Regions from separate parts of the Homo sapiens genome. Here region 2 is linked to region 1. A link is a loop called in an ENCODE intact Hi-C map of the cell type or tissue named here. Cell type or tissue: thyroid gland. All regions are shown on one strand. Each heading gives the region's core, and the rest is flanking DNA. Links, peaks and the distances in the headings are about the cores only.

Evidence for each region. Peaks named below come from ENCODE experiments on the same cell type or tissue, not always from the same donor. Only the 100,000 strongest peaks of a DNase experiment are listed, where the experiment ranks them.
Region 2: it touches region 1 in a loop (6-fold over the local background); 5 of 110 quality-filtered maps call a loop at or near these places.

What each region holds. Positions count from the first base shown.
Region 1 is chr9:119,550,816-119,561,384 of GRCh38, reverse strand. No RefSeq gene overlaps it. Among named protein-coding and RNA genes, the nearest start is that of BRINP1, 190 kb to the right of the region's middle. RefSeq lists enhancers at 4,957-5,006, 4,957-5,477. In thyroid gland, for the core only: a CTCF peak has its summit at 5,151 (motif pointing left); a DNase peak (open chromatin) is centred at 5,044; H3K4me3 peaks cover 409 bases.
Region 2 is chr9:120,525,341-120,535,848 of GRCh38, reverse strand. It overlaps CDK5RAP2 (CDK5 regulatory subunit associated protein 2), which reads left to right. Exons shown (of 38, transcript NM_018249.6): 8 at 5,709-5,871; 9 at 7,052-7,105; 10 at 7,924-8,043. Among named protein-coding and RNA genes, the nearest start is that of CDK5RAP2, 50 kb to the left of the region's middle. In thyroid gland, for the core only: CTCF peaks have their summits at 3,754 and 3,953 (motif pointing right); DNase peaks (open chromatin) are centred at 3,257, 3,988 and 5,448; H3K27ac peaks cover 2,766 bases.

The sequences.
Region 1 (10,569 bases), core at 1,903-9,902:
CTGGAGGAATCGCCACACTGTTTTCCACAGTGGTTGAACTAGTTTACAGTCCCACCAACAGTGTAAAAGTGTTCCTATTTCTCCACATCCTCTCCAGCACCTGTTGTTTCCTGACTTTTTAATGATCACCATTCTAACTGGTGTGAGATGGTATCTCATTGTGGTTTTGATTTGCATTTCTCTGATGGCCAGTGATGATGAGCATTTTTTCATGTGTCTTTTGGCTGCATAAATGTCTTCTTTTGAGAAGTGTCTGTTCATATCCTTCACCCACTTTCTGATGGGGTTGTTTGTTTTTTTCTCATAAATTTGTTTGAGTTCTTTGTAGATTCTGGATATTAGCCCTTTGTCAGATGAGTAGATTGAAAAATTTTCTCCCATTCTGTAGAAGGAAATTTTTTTAATAACACAGGAAAGATATCTGAAAATATTAATTTGGGTTCAGGGAAACAGAAGAGAGAGAGGCCCCAAAAAAAAAAAAAAAAGATGAGGGAGGAATGAGTGAGTAAAAAAAAATTGAAACAAGAGAGGAAGAAAGGAACAGTGGAGAGAAAAAAAGGAAAGGAGGAAGGAAGGAAAAAAAAGGTTTATTGATTTGCTCCTGTCAAGACAGATTACTTGTTTGGTGGGCTCTGGGAGAGTGGGCTATGGGACCTCATTCCCTCAACCAGAACATACTCCCCTAAAAACACTATCTCTCCTTAGCCACACAATTCTTGAACCACTGTCAGCATCTAGGGATAAGGCTTTTCAAATGGCCCCTCTATTTGCATTTGGGTGCACATTGCTGGAAAGACTTGAAGAGGTGGAAGGTGCTGCTCTAGCACCTTCTGGAGCTGTCCAGAAGAGAACCCATGTCTGTGCTGTGCCCTCACCTCATGCTTTTTTCTCAGGCTCAAGGATGGGTGCAGTTCTCCATGCCCCTGTTGCTTTCCACATCTTTCTCACAGTCTAAAGAATCATGACAGATATGTGCAAGCTCTGAATTAAAATGACTGGTGTGACCTATGTAAGCTCCATGAAGCAGATGGCATTTGAACAATAGGTAGGGTTTGGCATGCCAAATTGGAGGGTTGGGGAGCTATTCCATTCTGGAGAATCGTAAGACATTCCAAGCCCTTCTTTCTCCCTCTCCAGCTCATACATCCAGAGACTTCTCCACCAGACCTGCCCCTGGCTTCCTGCTGAGCCACCAGTAATTGCTACCTCAATAAAGATGTTACTGGCTCCAGTTTAGAAAGGATAAGGAGATCTGGGACTCTCAGCCTGTCTGCCTAGTTGAACAGAGGCGTCACTCCTTGTCTTTTTCCGACCCTTGTTTATCTCTTCCTTCCCTTGGCCCTTGCTTCATTTTGTTGTAATTTCAGCCACGGGGGAGGGAAACGAAAGTCAGATGTGGAGATATCATTGGGAACAAATGGCATTTGCTGTTAATGTGGGGGTAAATGGCCTCCACTCTGACTTGTGATATTTTAACTCTCTTAAGGAAGAAAGTGACACTGCAGTTCTCTTGTGCTGCCTGGCCCAAAGGCAGGGGAACATTATTCATCTGGATCATTAACCCTAAAATATGATTTTACCCACAGCAGCATTCCATGGAGGGCAGCTACTGTGGGAAAATTGTGACACCAGGCAGAGCTCAGGCAGGGCTGAGCATCAGAACCTCAGTTTCTTTGTACATCCACTGCTCACAAGCTGTGTGACCCTGGGTTAATTTTCCAGGACCTCAGTTTTCTCATCTGTAAAATGAAGATAGCAGCCTATACCTTGCCTACTTTGAATCGTGATGGTGAGGATATCCTGAGATAGTGTCAAAGCCTTAAGGGGGCTAAAACACCGTATAATTGTTTGTTACAATTACGGATTTTTTGGGTTGGTTGCCAGCACATTGCTAACTCTGCACGTTTTTAAAAACCCTTTCCAGTACCCAGTACACAACATTCTTCCATCTCTAGCTCTCCCTGGATCAAATCCTCTTCTCAGAAAAGTTTCTGGTTATCAACCATTTATGGGTAACATTATTCCTTCTTCCTGTCCCTGGTTTCTCTAGCTCCAAACCATTCTCCACCATGCCAGCAGAATTATCTCTGAAACAGACACACCATCCTACTCACAACCCCCTTTCCCTGTGGCTCCAGCTGCCCATGAGTTTATCTGATGCATTCAAGCAAAATTTAGCCATCTCCTACTATGCCTGCCAGGCACTGTTGTAGGTGATGGAACTGTAGCAGTAAATAAAACAGGGAAGGCCTCTGCCCTCCTGAGGTTTGCATTCAAGAAGAAGACAGAAAAAATAAACAGGTAGATAGACAAAGAAGATGCCTTTAGATAGTGATACACTGGATGAAGATAGTAAAGCAAGGAGAAAGAGAAGAGTGATAGGTAAGTGGGAAGTCTTGTGTGTTTGAACTCTATTCTAATAAGAGAAGCAGCAGACATGTGTAGCCCCGGGATGAGAGGGTTAATGGGAAAAAATCTGCAGTCACAGAAGCTTGGTTACAGGATAGGCCTGGCAGAGCCGAAGGATAGCAAGGAATTGTGATGTGAGCAAAGGGAGAGTGGCAAGAGGCATGGTGAATGGGAAAGCTAGGACCCTGGAGACTATAATAAGATTCTCAACTGTGTCCTACCTGCAAAGGGAAGCTTTTGCCAGATGTGAGGCAGGAAAATGACATGATCAGATTTACCTTTTAAAAAGATCACTCTGGCTGTACTGTGGAGAATGGAATTTTTGTGGCTGAAATTCCAAAACTGTCTCGGAAACCTTCACCAGTTGGGTCCAACTTCCATTTTCAGCTGTATCTCCTATCACAAGCACACACATCCTGCACTCTTGGCATGTTAGACTCAATATTGTTTTCTACATGCCATGTTCCTTCACACTTTTTAATTCAACTATTGCTATCTTCTCTTCTGGTAATGCCCTCCTGCTTCCCCAGATGCTGTCACATCATGCATCTGACGACCCATGCTGCATGCTTGGATGTGGGGCCAGAACTGGGGCATTCTTGAGAGCTTGAAACAGATCAGGAAGATAAGCAAGCAGTAGACATTTAGTGTGCTCCTATTATGTGCCTGGCACTGTGCTGGGCCCCTAGGATACAGGTGGAATGAGGCAGACCCAGTCCCTGCCTTCGTGGAGTTTATAATCCAAAGGGTGGGGACGTGTAAAAAGGAAATATGAAATAAATTAGGGATTCTATGCCTTGAAAGAAAATCAGGAGCTAGAAGTACTCATCTTGGAAGCACAAAATCATAGATTTGTGGTCTCATGGAATCTTAAGCTTATAGAATCAAATCATCCCAGGAGAAAAAAATACTAGGAATTAGAAATGAATATTTATCAAGTCTCTGGAGGATGGGGTGGCTGTATAAGCTTAGAAGTGATAGAAGAAATCACAAAGGAAAATACATAAAGCAAACTGGAAAAATACCCACAGCCAATATGACAAAGGATTACTATCTTTATTATGTAAAGAGCGCATGCAAATCAATTAAATTCACTAAGACCCAGTAGATAAGTGAGCAGAGGGCAAGAACAGACAATTCTCAAAAGAGGAAATACATGCAACTGGTTAACAAACACAAGAAAAAAAAACGTTCACTCTCTCTAATAATCAAAGAAAGGCTTATTAAAACCATGAGATAACATTTTTTGCCTATTGAATTAGCAAAGTTTAAACAAAAACAAGAGGATGTCAATGCTTTTGAGAATGGGATGATATAAAGAATCTCACGCATTGCTGGTAGACATGTCAACTAGGGCGACCGTTCTGGAAAACAATTTGGCAATATGCATGAAGACTCTTAAAATAAGATATAATTTTAGTAATTTAATTTCTGGGATTTTTTTTCTAAAGAAAAAAATCCAAAAATAGAAAAAAGATACATGCATGAAGATTTTTTTTTTTTTTTGTGGAGTATTATTTATAGTAGCTAACGCAGGGTGTGGGGTGGACATGGGGAGGCGCGCAAGAAAAAGCGAACTGAGGGGTACAGTTATCCATTTAAGGAAACATTTCATGGCCATTTAAAAACATGTTTGTGAAATTCTTATGCTCTGTACTAAAGTTAAGTGAAGAAGGAGGACAGAAAAAGAAATTGCATATTCAGTACGATCGTGTTCACAGGGAGACGATCATACACGCGCTGACTTAAAGATTTCCAGGTTGTCAGATAGATAAGAACATCCATAGAGCTGTTGCATGAAATGGTTTGGGGCCAGGGACTTGGACTGGGCCATCTTGCTGGTTCCTCCCCTAAGGTTAGAGATTTGGTGAAGAAATAAGAAGCAGTCCCAGGCTTCCTTGGAGAACTTAATGCTTTAAAGCTGTATAATTTTAAGAAACCTGACGGGCTTGACTCCTCCATTTTACAAATGAGGAAACTGAGAACCAAAATGGTTTGGTAACTTGTTCGAGGTGGCACAGATTTGGGGCAAAGCTGGGACTGGAATTTAGACCTTCTGAATTCAAACCAGTGCAGCCTCCAGTCTCAATGTGCCTATGCCTGAGTGGGTAAACATTTGCATTTATTTGGTGGCGGTGGCGGGGGGACAGGGGGCATTTGTGCTACATCTATACACTTGTGCCTGTGGATGTACACAGCCTGCATGTGTATTCAGCTGACAAGTAACCAACCATCGCGATTTGCTTGAGATTGTCCGGATTTTATCAGTCAGGCTGGGACTGTTGCTCACTCTGAATGTGTGTGTGTTTCACCCTGTTTCGTGAGCACGCGCTTTGGGGACATCCTGTGCATCTCTTGATATGTCTGGGTTTGTTTTTCTGCTCCAAAGAGGCTGCCCTTTGGCTCCAGCCAGTCCGTCTGCTCCACAACATCTCCCTCCGTCCCTGGGCCAGGCTTTTCCTGTTTTGCTGGCTGGAGGAAGAGAAGCTCGCGGGAAGCCCCAGGGTCTGGTTCCCATAGGCCGGTGTTCCTTTGCAGGCAGCCACCACGGCACCATCCAGCCGGCTTTTTGGAAGCAGGTCAACGTCCCTCCCAGCAGATCACCCAGCCTAGCTCAACCCAGAAGTAGATGTGTTTTCTTTCACCACGCGCTCGCCTCTTGCATCTCGCGGCTTAATTGGCACTAATGGGGGTGGAGGCCGCCTTTGGACGGCTTCCCGCAGCTGCCCTCTGCTGGTCGGTAGCCGCATTGGCGGCTGGAGCCTGGGGACCTGGAACTGTGGTTTCCGCCTCAGAGCCTGTGGGCCTGGAGACGCGTGTTGGCCACAGCCGCCCTGAGACTTTGGGAGGGTTATGATAAAAGACCTTATTACCAGTCCAGGCACACCTAACAGCCCCAATGTCTCCCTCCTTGAATAAACAGATACAAAAATGCCCTCATTGTGTCTGCTGGAAAAGCAGGGGTTATTCAATAATTAGCCTGTGTGAGCTGGGTGTGGTGGCAGGTGCCTGTAATCCCAGCTACTCTGAAGGCTGAAGTGGGAAGATCACAGGAGACCAAGAGTTCAAGTCCAGCTTGGGCAACATAGCAAGACCTCGTCTTTAAAAAATAAATAAAATAAAATTAGCCTTTCACTTCTTTGGGCTGCAACTTTATCATCCGTAAAATGGGCAGTGCAATGGCATCTATCCCATTAGGTCCTTAACCAGGAGTGGTGGTGTACACCTGTAATTCCAGAAGTTTGGGAGGCCAAGGCAGGCAGGTCACCTGAGGTCAGGAGTTTGAGACCAGCCTGGCCAGCATGGTGAAACCCTGTCTCTACTAAAAATACAAAGATTAGCTGGGTGTGGTGGTGGGCACCTGTAATCTTAGCTACTTGGGAGGCTGAGGCAGGAGAATTGCTTGAACCTGGGAGGCGGAGGTGGCAGTGAGCCGAGATTGTGCCATTGCACTCCAGCCTGGGCCACAGAGGGAGATGCCATCTCAAAAAAAAAAAAAAAAAAAAGAAAGAAAAGAAAAGAAAAGAAAAAACCAAAACGACAACAACAACAAAAAACATTAACCTGTAGTCCCAGGTGGTGTACCTGTAGTCTTGGGAGGCTGAGGTGGGAGGATTGCTTAAGTCCAGGAGGCCAAGGCTGCAGTGAGCTGTGATCATGTCACTGCACTTCAGCCTGGGTGACAGAGTGAGACCCTCTCTCAGACAAAAAAAGAAAGAAGGAAAGAAAGGAAGAGAGAAAGAGAGAGAGAGAAAGAAAAGAAAAGAAAAGAGAAACACATTAGGTCCTTGCGAGGCTTAGTGCAGAATGTCTGTAAGGAACCTCACCCTCACCTCACCTGCCACACAAGGAATACCAAAAAAAGGTGTCTGTTATTATCAACAATGATGCTGTTCTCATTGCAGTGGGAGCCAGTGATGACACGAGCGGGTCTTTTCTATAGCATCATGGTGGAAGGCCACGTGGAGGAAATGCTTTCCAAGCTGGCTTCTGCTGGATTGCTAGGATTTAACAAATATTTGTGTACTATTGCAATGTGCCAACTATTGTCCAAGAAATTATAGGGGTATAGAAGTGAATAATTTGCTGTTCCCAAGTCAGAATAACTGCACTAAACTTGAAATAATGTAAAGAACTTTTATATTCAACTGAAGCATATTTTTAAAATAATGATAACCGTCTCATGTTTGTCCAGTGTGTTTCAGGTCTGAGTCCTGTTCCAGGCTCCTCAGAGAGATAATGGATGTGAGCACTATAGAAAATAGACAGCTTTCTGCAAAATTAAGGTGATTCATATTGAGGGGTGAAGTTTGTCTATATCCCTCATTGACTAAACAAATCGTTTGTGCCTGTTAGATTGATAAAGACGATCACAGAGCCATAGCACTGTGGGCCTTCAGAGCTAGAAGATACTTTATCTGCTTCTATTTCCATTCATTGCTGTCTGCAGAATACCTGTCAGGTGGGAATCTATGCTCTGTTTGAATGCTTCTGGGGATGGGGCACTCACTTCTACCCTAAGTAGAGGTCTATCTGTCTTTACATAAGCAGATACATTGAGTGTTCTGTTTTCTCTCTTACTGGCTAAATCCAGACAAGTTATGTTAATTTTGCCCCTAAATATCTCTCAGCATCCTCATCAGTACTGCCTCTGTACAAATATCACTTCCATTGCAATTATAGTCATTTTCTAATTAGACTGCTAGCTTAAGCTTGCCCCTCCCTCTTCACCCCAATCCACTCTCTATGTTACTTTGCCACATGCGAATCTGATCTTGAAGTTCCGTTTAAACCCTTTGCCTTTCCCCTGCCTAGAGAAGCTCATCCTCCTTAGCAAGGCCTATGCTGTCTTTAACAGCCCAGCTCCTAGTTGCTTTCTGCAGCAGGGGTTAGCAGACTGTGTCTCATGGACCAAATAAAACCCACAACCTATATGTTCCATGAACAAAAAACATGGTTTTGACATTTTTAAACATAAAGTGCTAAACAAACCATTATACTTTTGGAGAGAATAGTTGCTTAAAAAGTTAAGGACGCTGGCCCTTGGCCCACAAAACCTAAAATATTTACTATCTGACTCTCTATTGAAAAAGTTTGGTGATACCTGGAGAATCAGCTCCTAAGATCCCTACACACTTGACTTTGCAGCAAGCTGGCGCAATTTGCCAAACTCCAAGTATAACATGCTTTTACACAGCCCTGTCATTCCCTCTGACTGACATCCTACCCTGCCTGCCTCTGTGATAAACTCTTACTTTTTAATGATGATGATAATGATGATGACAATGGCTAATGGGTGTTAAATACTAACTGTGTGCCCATCACTGTTTTAAGTACCTTACACGCATTAATTCATTTAATACACACAACAAGCCTATGAGGGAGCACAATTATTATTTCCATTTTACAGAGAAGACTAACATGCCAGAGATAAGGTTACTTGCCCAAAGTTACAGAACTGCGAAGTGGCTGAGATGATTCAAGACTCAGCTGTGCTGTTTCCTGGAAAGCCTTCTCAGAACTCATGGAGTGGGTTTGCTGTTCTCTTTCCTTGGATAATGTAGCACCTGCCTGGATCATAACATAATCCCTAGAAGGTTGCCGCTATCTGTGTCAGTGACCTCCTTCCCACCCAGGTGGTGACCTGCTGGGGCTAGGAGTCTTATATTTTGCATTTCTGACATTCTCCCTGGCACGTATTCTTAGGCCCCAGTGCTATGGGTGCTGAAAACACCATTCAAGTGAATCAATTTGCAGGGCTTCTTGCAGGTGACCCTAGTGGCTATTTTAAGAATACGTTAACAGTGTGAGCCTACAATAGGCGTTGTTGACTGATATGGTTTGGCTCTGTGTCCCCACCCAAATCATGTTGAATTGTAATTCCCAATGTTGGAGGGGGAACCTGGTGGGAGGTGATTGGATCATAGGGGCAGATTTTCCCCTTGCTGTTCTCGTGATAGTGAGTTTCACAAGATCTGATGGTTTAAAAGTGTGTGGCACTTCCTCCTTTGCTCTCTCTCCTGCCACCGTGTGTGGATGTGCCTTCTTTCGCCTTCATCCTTCTGCCATGATTGTAAGTTTCCTGAGGCCTCCCAGTCATGCTTCCTGTATAGTCTGCAAAACTGTGAGTCAATTAAACCTCTTTTATTCATAAATTACCCAGTCTCAGATAGTTCTTTATAGCAGTATAAGAACAGACTAATGCATTGACTCAAGAGCAAAGGATATGTCAGGACCACAGAACTGAAAACTCTTGCTGTAAGACTTGATTGACCTAGGAGTGGTGGAGATGGTATAGGTTTTTCCAGGGTTGGGCTCCCTGAGAAGACTGGAGATTTAAGCCAGGAAAGACCAAAAAACCAGTTTCTATAACAGTAGCAAAAAGAGTGACACCTCCATGCAGGGGTGTTATAAATTTTCTATATGATAAAGAACACTGTAAGATATGAAATGCTATTTAATTGTTATACATACATATATATAAATAATACTGCTAGCTTTAGGAGTGGGGGATAAGTCATAGGAAGGTGTATAGAAAAAATATATTAGAAATTTTTATCCCTGTGGCTTATCATCCTGGGTCTTGAGAATCTCTTCTGTCCTTAAGTCTTAGGATCCCAGGATAAAAGTACAGTAGGTATTTCAGTCCACATTTAAGAACCACAGATGATTAAGGGATGAAGAAGCCTTAATGATCATCCAGTTCAACCCAATGGAGAGAAATCCTTAGGCAAAATATTACCTTAAGCAAGAAGATATTCTTCCACCAGAAAACACTGGAGCATTTTGCAAGCCTTGTGTAAAGGGTATATCTGGGTTGTAGGGACACTTGGAATCTGGGACTTCACTTAACAGAATTGCACCTTTCTTTATGTCTTTCATTTCTGCATGCCAGTTCCATTAGATAAACTGCTGGCTTCCTCTATAGGGCCGTGGTTCCTACCACTCATATTTCATGACTACCACCTGAGAGAGACTGAGACTCTTCCTTTCTCTCCCTTTAGTTCTGATAAGAAAATCCCAGGGAAAAACTCTGAATGGCCTGGCTTATATACAAGGTGTACTTCTGGGCCAGTAGCTATGGCTTGGGGCTAGGGCCAAGCATGGCCACCAGCATTCCACCTCTGTGTACCGAGGTCATTCCCAAAGTGAGAGAGGTGTAGAGAACTTGGTAGCTGCTTCAGGTGGTATCCACTGCAAAAGATGAGAAATGGGGGCCCAGGGAGGTAGTTACATGCTCCCCATCCAGAAATATCCATTTTTTTTTTTTTGAGACAGAGTTTCCCTCTTGTTGCCCAGGCTGGAGTGCAATGGCACGATCTCGGCTCACCACAACCTCCACCTCCCAGGTTCAATCGATTTTCCTGCCTCATCCTCCCGAGTAGCTGGGATTACAGGCATGCGCCACCACACCCAGCTAATTTTATATTTTTAGTAGAGACAGGGTTTCTCCATTTTGGTCAGGCTCATCTCTGACTCCCAACCTCAGGTGATCTACCCGCCTCGGCCTCCCAAAGTGTTGGGATTACAGGTGTGAGCCACCGCACCCAGCCTCAAATTTTTTAATAGAATCTGGGACTAAGGAAGCCTGTTTTCAGTCTTGGGTCCTCCTTTTAGGAAGAAAAATTATAAGAGACCTCCCACAGGCTAGTTGTTTTATATTCAATTCTCAAAGCAACCATATGAAGTGGTTATTTTTACTCCCATCTTACATGCAAAGAAATAGAGGTTTAGGAAGGTTAACTAACCTATGCAAGGATGCATGGCTGGTGAAGGTCTAGCCTGGGAAGAGAAATGAGAATCTGGGTCATCTGGGCTCCCGAGCCCTTGCTCCTTTCTTTACACAATGTAACCTTCCAAAAGCTAGAAAGTGATTACCCTTTTGGGTATTGGCTCCTTCTATGAAATTAGATCTTTTCCAATTTAAAAGTTCATCTTTTCTGATTTAATTTTCACACTTTTTTTTTGTTTTTCTCAGTCTCAGAAGACATGTATGACTCTAAGTCTCTGACAATGGACACATTCCCTATTATTACAGAGGAAGCACACTCTTGTCCTGTGAATTTCTGGGAGGGGAAGTAGTGGGCTAATCTCTTATTCTCGGTTTATGGGGGTTGGAAGGGGTATGGGTCTGATGCAAAGAAAACCCAGGATCTAAAG
Region 2 (10,508 bases), core at 715-8,714, 980 kb before region 1:
TACAGGGCAAGGTGTCAAAAATAAAACAGTGTAGACCAAATACAGAGCTCTTTGATGATCCACGATAAAATGGGTGCCTTCTAGTTTATTGGGTAGTTGATATGTCCTTTAGGCAGTCTTTAGTGCCCATCATATTTTGCAACGAAATTTTTGGTAAAAACTTGTCAGGAGAAAGTTGAGTTTATTCCTTACCATAAACCTTACATTATGATACTCTTGCCTTATTTGGCAGTCACTAAATGGAAGGTTAACTAAATATAAGTCCAACTGCTGGCTAACCTGTGACCTATCTGTTGAAGAGCCGAGCTTGTTTGGAATTTGATAGAAATTGTTCTAAAGCAAATGATCTGTTTCGGAGGATACTGACTGGCTCCTTTTTCTTGGTCATTTGGTGCCTGCCCTCTGCACTGACTAGCACTACTGTGTTGTTTAGGTGCTTGGCCTAACTGCCGGGTTCCTCAACTCTTGTCTGCTTTTACTTCTGCCTTGGTACCACCTGTGGAGATTGGAGTCTGCTGCTTGGAAAATCAGATGAGCAAATCCTAATCTTTGGGATAGGATTATCTGTAAAAGAAAAGTAAATAGACCCAGAGGGAGAGCCCATGCCTCCATGTAAGTGCCCTAGCTTCAGCATTTGGAGGTGCGAGCATTTATTTGGTGCTCTGCAATCTTTTCTTAGCTTTGATCTGGAAAATGAAAGTTTTATGATTAATAATTTCAAGGTGAGTGAGGAAACTGGGTTCCCCATGGACCTCAGTGGAATGAATATATATCATCTCAGTTTACCCATTTGACACCTTGTGTTTTTCTTGACTTCATGGCTAGGAAGAGAAACTTCCCTGGGAAGTGCCCTCCTACTGAGCCTCCCCCCAGAGTACTGGCCTTTCCAGGCATCACCCATGGAGCCACTAGACTGTGAGAATTCCACAGAATCATTTCCGTGTTCCCTTGTATCTCTCCCAACCCATCAGCAGTGAAGCCCTTAGAAGGCTTATGGGCTTGTCTTCCTGGGGGAGCTACAGGTCTGGAGCAGTTAAACTGGGAGTAGGGGACCCAGGGAATAGAGTATGTGAGCAGCCACCAAAGAAGAAAAGACTGGCAGAATTCCTGGCGCCTGTGAAGGGGAAGGAGAGGGTTTGGGATAGGTTTGAAAAGAGGTCCTGGGACAGAATGAATAGAAAAGGCCCTCTGAGGGTCCTGACAGATGCTGAGCAGTCAGTTAATTGGTTCTATTGGATCTTTATGCCTTTTATTCAAAAAATATCACCTGAGCATCTTCTACTCAGCACAGTGGTGATGAGAATGTAAGAAGGAGTGATACAGCCTGGGTTCCTCTCCCCAGGAATCTCATTGTTTGAGTTGAAGCTTATCATCCAGCAGGGTGGGAGGGGTGGAGGGAGGAGCAGGATGATAAGGGCTAAGTAGGATCAATGCTGGGTTAACATATATCTAATTCAGTTTAGAGGGATTAGGAAAAGCTTCCCGGGAGAAGTACTAGGAAGAGGAAGAATTACTTGGACAGAGAAAGGAAAGTAAAGGAACAGTGCGAGTGGAAGTCCAGAGGCAAGAAGGAACATGGCAGGATGCAGGTACAGGAGGGTGCATAGCCTGGCCTGAGTGCTGTGTTCTGGAAAGGAGTGGGGAAGAGGTGAGGAGAGGGAAGCTGGGGAGGTGACATGGACCTTATTGAAGAATTTGAGTTTTATCCTAAAGGCATACAAGAAGCCACTGAAGAGTTAAAGGTGGGGCTTCAGGGAATGACAAGATCAGATTTAAATTTAGAAAGGTCTTTCTGCCTGCCCTTGGGGAATGGATTGACACTGGGGCTGGGTAGAAGACTGGTTCTCAGGCTGATGCAGAAATCCAGGAAAGAGCTGATGGTGACCAAAGTGGAGGTGACAGAGCTGGGAATGGAGGAGAACAGGCTAGAAGGTAGAGTGGATGTGATGGGCTTGAAGGGCTTGGTGACTGACTGGATCTGGGGGATAAGGGGAAAAGCTACAGTGACACACCCTTGCCCAGGCATTTTTTTTTTTTTTTTTTTTTTTTTTAGATGGAGTCTTAACTCTGTCCTCCAGGCTAGAGTGCAGTGGCGTGATCTTGGCTTACTGCAACCTCAGCTTCCCAGGTTCAGGTGATTCTCTTACCTCAGCCTCCTGAGCAGCTGGGATTACAGTTGCCCGCCACCAAAAAAGCCTGGCTAATTTTTGTATTTTTAGTGGAGACAGCGTTTCACCATGTTGGCCAGGCTGGTCTTGAACACCTGACCTCAGGTGATTTGCCGGCCTCTCAAAGTGCTGGGATTACAGACATGAGCCACTGTGCCTGGCCCTTGCCCAGGTTTTGAACATGAGCAGCTGTGGGGTGGTGCAATTTATTGAATTTTGTTGGGGGAAAAGGAAAAAGAGGAAATGTTTTTGGGTGGAGGGAGAGGGAAGATGATACCTTCAGTTGGCACATGTTGGGTTTGAGGGCCTGTGAGCTTCAGTGAGTAGAGTCTAGGATGTGGTTGGGTGTATGAATTAAAGCTTGAATTAGAGGAAGTATAGATTCATTCCTTAACCAACTACTGAGTGTGGCCTTGGGAATGCGTGCTGGGAATGCAGGGCTGAACGTTGTCCTGCTTCTATGGTGCTCTCAGTGTGGGAGGGGATAGATGTTAAAAAAAATATATGTCGTGATTGATGCCGTGATAGAGGTGAGCCCAGGGTTCCGTGCTGTGACAAAAGCAAGGTGTGATCAGCTCTGCCTGGGCGTGGAATGGGGAGGGCTTGTCAGACAAGGAGTCCTGCGAGTTGGGTGAGGACGCTTTGCCTAGCAGAGAGAACAGCACGTAAAGGTACAGAGCCTGGCACATTTTAAGGTGATCCTAGAGGAGAGTGGTCCTGTTAGCATGTGCCACAGAAGCTTAATTGCTCATCTTTTTTTGGAAGGGGGACTTTGGGAAGGGTTAACGTGTATCAAGTACTTACTGTGTTCTAGGTGGTAGAGTCTCCATGGATGTCGGATCAGAGCTTTGCTAAAGGCGGCATCTTCCTGGGATTTCCCATAGGTCTGACTGGAGAGGCACCAAAACCCAACATGTCAGTCCTATGAATGCAGCTGTCTCTCAGGGATAGCTGTGTCCCAGGCGCACTCCCAGAGATCAGTGCAGCAGTCAGATGCCAGCTCTGGATTTTTGCTCAGGGTGTGGCCCTCTTTGTGGTGAAACCTTCCTGGGTGTGTAGGATCAGCGTGTTCCCTCCCTGAAGGCAGGCCTGCCTAGGAAGCTAAGTCAAGGTCAGATGGTTAGCAGAAAACTGGAGCCAGAGTCCTTGGTTTTGCCCTGGTGAGACGGATCCAGATCTGCGACACAGATTGACTCACTGTTGGGCAGGGCAAGGTATTGAATCTTTAGGGCCCAGGGACCCCTCACGTGGATGGACTCTGCCAATATCTTTCTGGGCTCCCACCACCCTTTTTAAAGGTGCATGCTTTAGCTACTTTATTGTCTTCAATCTGGCCTTTGAGCTGCTCTGTGTCTTTAAGGCAGTTAATACTGGGAAGTCCTGCAGATCAAATATGCCAACAGATATGATCTGTTTGGCTTACAGTATTTTTTAAAGTGTGAATTAGTTGCCAGTATGTAAAAAATTGAATTTCATGCAGAAGTCTGGATTTCCACCTTCTGTTTAAAACCTAGGAGATTGGCAGCCCTGGGTATCATCTTGCTGGATTGAGGCTACCCCTCCCCTTAGATGGGCTTGGTGCTCCAGCTTGGCCACAGGAGTCCCCACCAGGCCTGCCTACTTTTTCTTTTCTCTATGTAGAACTTGCTTTAAGGTAACTAAAAAAAAAAAAAAATTCAGTTTTATTGGTGTATAAATTACATACAACACAGTGCTTCAATTTTAAGTGTATATAGTTCGGTGACTACCTCTCCCATTGATTATGTGACGATTTCAAAGTTGAGCCCCTAGAGGGCAATCTTACACCTCTTTCCAGGTTTTCTGGGGCATTGCACTGGTGCTGCCTGGCACCTTGTCTCCTAGTGCATTGCTAGGTGCTTTAGTTACCTTTGTCTCCCTCTTTACCTTCATCCCAGGAAGCTGTGCTTCACTAGGGCAGCTCTGTCTGACTGCAAAATCTTTCTTCTTTCTCCCAAACTAAGTTGCTTTCTTGGTTTAGCTGCAGAAAGGCTATTCTGAGGGTCTTCTGACAAAATGCTAATTGTTACATGTTAAAAAAAAAAAGTAATAATTATAACAACTGTCATTTGTTGAGTTCCACCATATTCCAGGAGCAGTGCAAGATTGTTTTAAATAGCTTGTCTCTGGTCCACAATCACAAGTCACCCCTATTTTGTAGCTGAGGAGGCACAGGCTCAGAGAGATGGAATTACTTGCCATGGCCAAGGGGCAGTTGATATGGGATAATTTGGTAATTATATTGTGTTATTTGATAACACAGCCCAGAGAGGGATGTGTTCAGCTGTTCCTGAGTGGGGCACTAGGGGTGCAGGTAGCAAAGCTTCCTGGAGGGGAGCTTAATTAGCTTTGGCAGGATGAATGGGTGTTTGTCAGGTAGAGGTGGGGGTGAGGCGGGGGTAGGGTGGGGAAGGGCATTTTAGGTAGAAGGAATAGCACGAGCAAAGGTGTAGAGGCATGAAACAGTCTGGCTTCGGGAGAGAACTGAAAGTGAGGCTACTGAGTGGAGATGGAGAGGGTGATGGTTTCCCGTGAGAGATGAGACTGAAGCTGTCGGCAGGGCCCTCTGATCTGGTAGGCCCTAAGACCTAGGACCTGGAATGCCTGGGAAGGAGTTTCACCGTTTTTTATTTTTTTATTTTTTCCTTTTTTTTAAAAATTATACTTTGTTTTAGGGTACATGTGCACAACATGCAGGTTTGTTACATATGTATACATGTGCCATGTTGGTGTGCTGCACCCATTAACTTGTCATTTACATTAGGTATATCTCCTAATGCTATCCCTCCCCCCTCCCCCCACCCCACAACAGGCCCTGGTGTGTGATGTTCCCCTTCCTGTGTCCAAGTGTTCTCATTGTTCAATTCCCACCTATGAGTGAGAACACGCAGTGTTTGGTTTTCTGTCCTTGTGATAGTTTGCTGAGAATGATGGTTTCCAGCTTCATCCATGTCCCTACAAAGGACATGAATTCATCCTTTTTTATGGCTGCATAGTATTCCATGGTGTATATGTGCCACATTTTCTTAATCCAGTGTGTCATTGTTGGATATTTGGGTTGGTTTTATCTTGAAAGTCAGTGTTTTTAAACTTTGCCCTGAGAAGTCTTGGCAAGACATTCCGTTTTTTCCACACTTATCGGAACAGCTCTGCTTCATTGGTTTTGTTTGCTTAGGTTTCAGTGACATATCTTTTGGAGAGAGGATTTCTTGGCCAAAGAAATTAGTAGTCCACTGCTGTTGGTGGGGACCGTTGAAGGTATTTGAACAGGAGCACAGCTTGGCTAGAGTCCAGAAGCTCAGAGTTGAATTGACTGGAGCCAGGCTGGAGGCAGGCAGGGGACCAGTTAATGTCACACGAATTCTGACGCTTAATCTCCTACCTGCAAAATGTGATTCTGTTTGTGTTCAGCCATTGTATATGTCTACTTTGAAGATATCTGGCCCCATTTCCTTCCTCCTCCAGCTCCACTGAGCTAAGAGAACAGCTTAGAATTAATATTTAAATTTTGTTCTCTTTTAGACTGATTGAGGAGTTGAAGCTGTCTTTGAAGAGCAAAGAAGCTTTAATTCAGTGCCTTAAAGAGGAGAAATCTCAGATGGCATGTCCTGATGAGAATGTGTCATCTGGAGAGCTCCGAGGACTTTGTGCTGCTCCAAGGGAAGAAAAGGAGAGAGAAACTGAGGTGAGGTGACAGGACATGAAGAGGGGGCTTTAATTAGCCAACCAGACTCCTCTGTGGGAGATGGAATGCGCATTCGGTCCTCATGGTTCACACACAGCCTGCTTCTAAATATGAGTCCCCTGTCAGCTGAGGAGTGAGCAGAAACTGCCTTTGTCAGGGGCCCTGGCATTCTTTTTCCTTCTTAGTCTCCTGTTCCTATAAAGAGTTGCTTAAAGAAAACCAGTCCCTACCTGCTTACCTCTGTTTTACCATGTGTTGATTTGTTGTTACCTGGGGACTTTATTTTCATCCTTTGGGTTTTCTTAGGATACAGTTGTGGTGCATTGTTTTCCATCTTGCCTTTTTGGTTAGAAGTAGGTGTGAGGCCAACTTTGGTCTGCAACTTGAGAGGTAGGGTGGGAAGAGGACTAACTCGTATCGGGCTTAGCAGTATGGGAGGGGTTCAGTATACCATCTCGTTCAATCCTCCCAGCCACCTGGCAAGGTAGAGCTCATGGTCTCCTTGTCACGTTTAGAAACGGGCTCAGGCTCAGAGGAATTGTTACATTTTTCCAGGTTCCAAGAGATGGGTTGCTAGTAGCTGACCCCAAAGCCTCCCTGGACTCCTGCCCCCGCCCTAGGCGGCCTCCCCAGCAAGCTCTTTTGAAGAGGTTGGGCAGGCCAGGGAAGTGCAGGTAGGTCTTAGTCCAGGCCTTCCATTCTTGTTGGAGTAGCTGCTGCATGTCGTATGTTCACATTGGGGATGTTCTGGTTGTTCACAGAAAGTCTTGGTTTCTTCATGGAGCAGGGCCTGTGCTCCTACCACAGCAGTGGATGCTGTGGCCTTGCCAGTTCGTTTTCATCTGTAATCCACAGTTGTCTCCTGTCCCTCCTCTTAACTCTCTTGCCCACTTCCGCCACACGGCCCTCTAGTAGGCCTTTGTCTTGTTAAGCAGCACTGTGGTTTACTCTCTGTGGGGCTGGTGATCAACCAGGGTAGGTTGTTGTCTTCACATTTTTCTTCATTCAAATCAGGCAGGGCTTTGGGTGGGGTGGAGAGAGGGAGGGGACACTTGTTTTAACGAGTTCCACAGTAGTGGGGGAAGGTGAGTAAGCGACAAGGACGTGCTCATTCTAATTGTTCTGGAGAAGCTGTTGGATTGCACGTCCCTTCTTCACACCAATTAATGCCTTTTCTTAGGCTGCACAAATGGAGCATCAGAAGGAGAGAAACAGCTTTGAAGAGAGGATCCAGGTATGTTGATACAATTTTAAAAAATGTATTGAAGATTTAGCCTATTCTTGCCTCTTGTTTTATTCTGAGTGCAGCAGATAATTCTGTGTCACAGTAGCTGTCACTCATTGAATGCTACTGTATGCCAGTCAAGCATAAGGTACTCTAGAAAGGGTTTCTTAATCTTTGCAATAACTCTGTGAAGTAGGCATTCCCATTTTACAGATGTGGTACCTGAGGCCCAGAGAGGTGAGGTCACTTGCCTAAGAGCACATAGCTAGGAAGAGATAGAGCAAAGATTTGGACCTGCCCATGTGCCATGGTTCCTCTGTCACAGCAGGAGGCATTTGTGTGGTGCCTGCCAGCTTAGAAAGTGCTTTCACATCCATTATCCTGTTTGATCCTCACAACAGCCCGGAAGAGAGGTGGTGATGATTATCTTTAGAATGAACTCAGACTATAAATGTATAGTTCAGTCTCCATGAGAAGGAATGAAATTAATGATCTGTTATTTCTCCCAAATAACCTGGTATGGTTTCAAAGACTCTGACTGACTGTATTCAAATTCCATAAGGCATTGGAATCCTTCCCATAGGAATAGCTGTCATCGTCTCAACTGATTTGATCCCCTTCCCCTTCACCCAGCCCTGTTGCCGGGAGCGGTAACACAGTAACTTGGAGCTGATGGCACTATGTTCAGCTCCACTTGGAAACATTAATCACAGGTTGACAGGAATAAGATAGAATAACTGCATTTGAGTGTGCTCTTAAAGATATATTTATGGTGCATTTTGGTTGGAACGCATCAACTTAGTGAATCTTTTTCTAATCTAATTTAGGCACTTGAAGAGGACCTGAGAGAGAAGGAAAGAGAAATTGCTACAGAGAAGAAAAATAGTCTAAAGAGGGATAAAGCCATTCAGGGTTTAACCATGGCATTAAAATCAAAGGAAAAAAAGGTATGTCTGATACACTTGAAGTAAGATTTTTCTTTATTAGCTTCTATGACTGGCCTGTCCTACCCTGAATTTTTAGCTTCAGATAAAAAGTTTATAAGAGAGCTGAGGTAGTATAGAAAGTGGGGAAATGATCCTCTAGTCAACCGGAAATTCTTTTGGAGTGTCTAATCCAGTGCTGTCCAATAGAAATATCATATGGGTTACCTATGTGATTTAAAACTTTCTAGTGGCCACATTAAAAGAAGTAAAAAGAAACAAGTGAAATTAATTTTAATTATATATATATCCCCCCCCAAAACATAATCATTTCATCATATAATCAGTAAAAATATTGAGATAGTCAACACTTTTTTTTTTCAGAACTAAGCATTTGAAGTTCAGATGTGTTTACAGCACACCTCAATTCAGGCTAACCACATTTCACATGCCAAGAGCCACATGTGGGTAGTGACTGCCGCATTGGACAATGCAGGTCTAATCTTTTGAAGGATAACAGAAAATTGAGATAAAGGAGTTTTGGGAAGCAAGGCCATGACTGTGAGCCAGTTAAAGAGCTGCCTGAGTGTTGCGTTTGTAATCCAAGGTGGTAGCTGATGGTTGCCTTTGTGATCCAAGGTGGTAGCTGATGGTTCTGTGCTGTTTTCTTGTCCTTACTATGGCAACCTATTGTGTCCTAGTAGCTATGCAAGGAACAGACAGAGAAGAAAACCCAGCTCTGCTTGCAAGTCTATTGGGGAAGAAAGAGTGTTGAGGGTTGTGATTGAGGGAAGTGTAGGGAGCTGGGGAGGCAGAGGGAAGGGGACCTGATCCAGATTAGGTGTGGATATTGCATGTGGGGTGCAGTGCTTAGAGGAGAAGGTGCCTGAGCTGCATCTGAAAGGATAAGTAGGAGTTAGTTGGGAAGGAAGGCAGGGACGGGGATGCCATTATGGACAAAGGGAGAACATTGGTCAAGGTGTTTAGTTAGGAGAGACCCCATATGCACCACAGACAGTTTGGAGTTGTCAGAGCACAAAGTGTAAAACTTAAAGGAGGCGAGAGAAGAAGGTGAAGCTTCTTCAAGTGGCCAGCCGGTGGGGGTTGGGGAAACTAATCATATTGAGCTGCTTAAGTGGCACTTAAGGACACTGAAAACTCTTAAGCATATTTTCATTTTGGAGAGGTCTCTGGCTCTATCTGGAGAGTGAATTGCAGGAGGGAGAGAATGGAGGCTGGGAGACCAGTAGCCTCAGTGAGAGCCAAGAAAGGGTGAATTAGAGCAGTGGGCACAGCAAGTAGGAATGGAGGGGGAGGGGCTTATTTAAGAAATAAGGTTCAAAGTAATTAGAAATAAGGTTGGGAAAATTTGAGGATTAGATGTAGGACTTCAGAGAAGCATAGTGAAGGAAGACTTCTAGGTGTCTGGCTTGCATGACTAGAGGTATGGTGGTGCCACTGACTCAGTTCAAAGCGTGGATAGTGGAGGTTGATGGCAAGATCTGGGACAGTGGTAGATGTGATGAATCTGTTTAAAAAGTGGTGACTTTGAGGAGCCCGTGGACCATCCAGATGAGATGTCCAGGAGGCAGATGACATGCATGCCTAAAGTTTGGAGAGAGCTCAGTCCTGAAGAGGTCAATCTAGGACTCCCTGTTTATAGGTGTGAGTTAAGAGTCTGAGAGTTGACCTACTTATCTAAGGAGAGTATAGAATGGGAAAGAAGAAGGTTGATGATGGGACTGCAGAGGACATCAGAATTTCAGGGATAAGGAGAGGAATGCACAAAGGGGACAGAAGGAATAGTTGCAGAAGTAGGACACTAACGAGGAAACTGGGGGTGTTGCTAAGGAGTTTGAATGATCACCACTGTCAGATGCAGCAGAGATTTGCCTCCTAGTGATAGTAGTCACTTTGGGCATGGTGGCTTACGCCTTTTATCCCAACACTTTGGGAGGCTGAGGTCGGAGGATCGCTTGAGGCCAGGAATTTGAGACCAGCCTGGGCAACAAGGTGAGAGTGTGTCTCTAATAAAAATACAAAAAAGTAGCTGGATATGGTGGCGTGCGCCTGTGGTCCCAGCTACTTGGGAGGCTGAGGTGGGAGGCTTGCTTGAGCGTGGGGAGTTGAGGCTGCAGTGAGCTGTTATCAGCCACTGCACTCTAGCCTGGGTGACAGAGCAAGACCCCGTCTCAAAGGAAAAAAAAAAAGTCAACATTGTATCACATGTGGGGGAGTTCTAGGTCCAACCGAGATCGGAGCCCTTCAGTGTGTCAGGACACTGGTGTCAGAGCTGCTCTGGGTGCTGGCAAAGTCCAGGGTGTGGCCATGGTTGTTCATGGCCAACTCCGGGGTATAGGAGAAAGTCACTGGAGGCTGAGGAATTTGGGGAATACCCAGGCTAGGTGTTGGGTAGGTCATCTATATGGACAGTAATAATTGTAACAGTATGACCAAGGCATTATTTTAGCACTGATGCACATTACCTC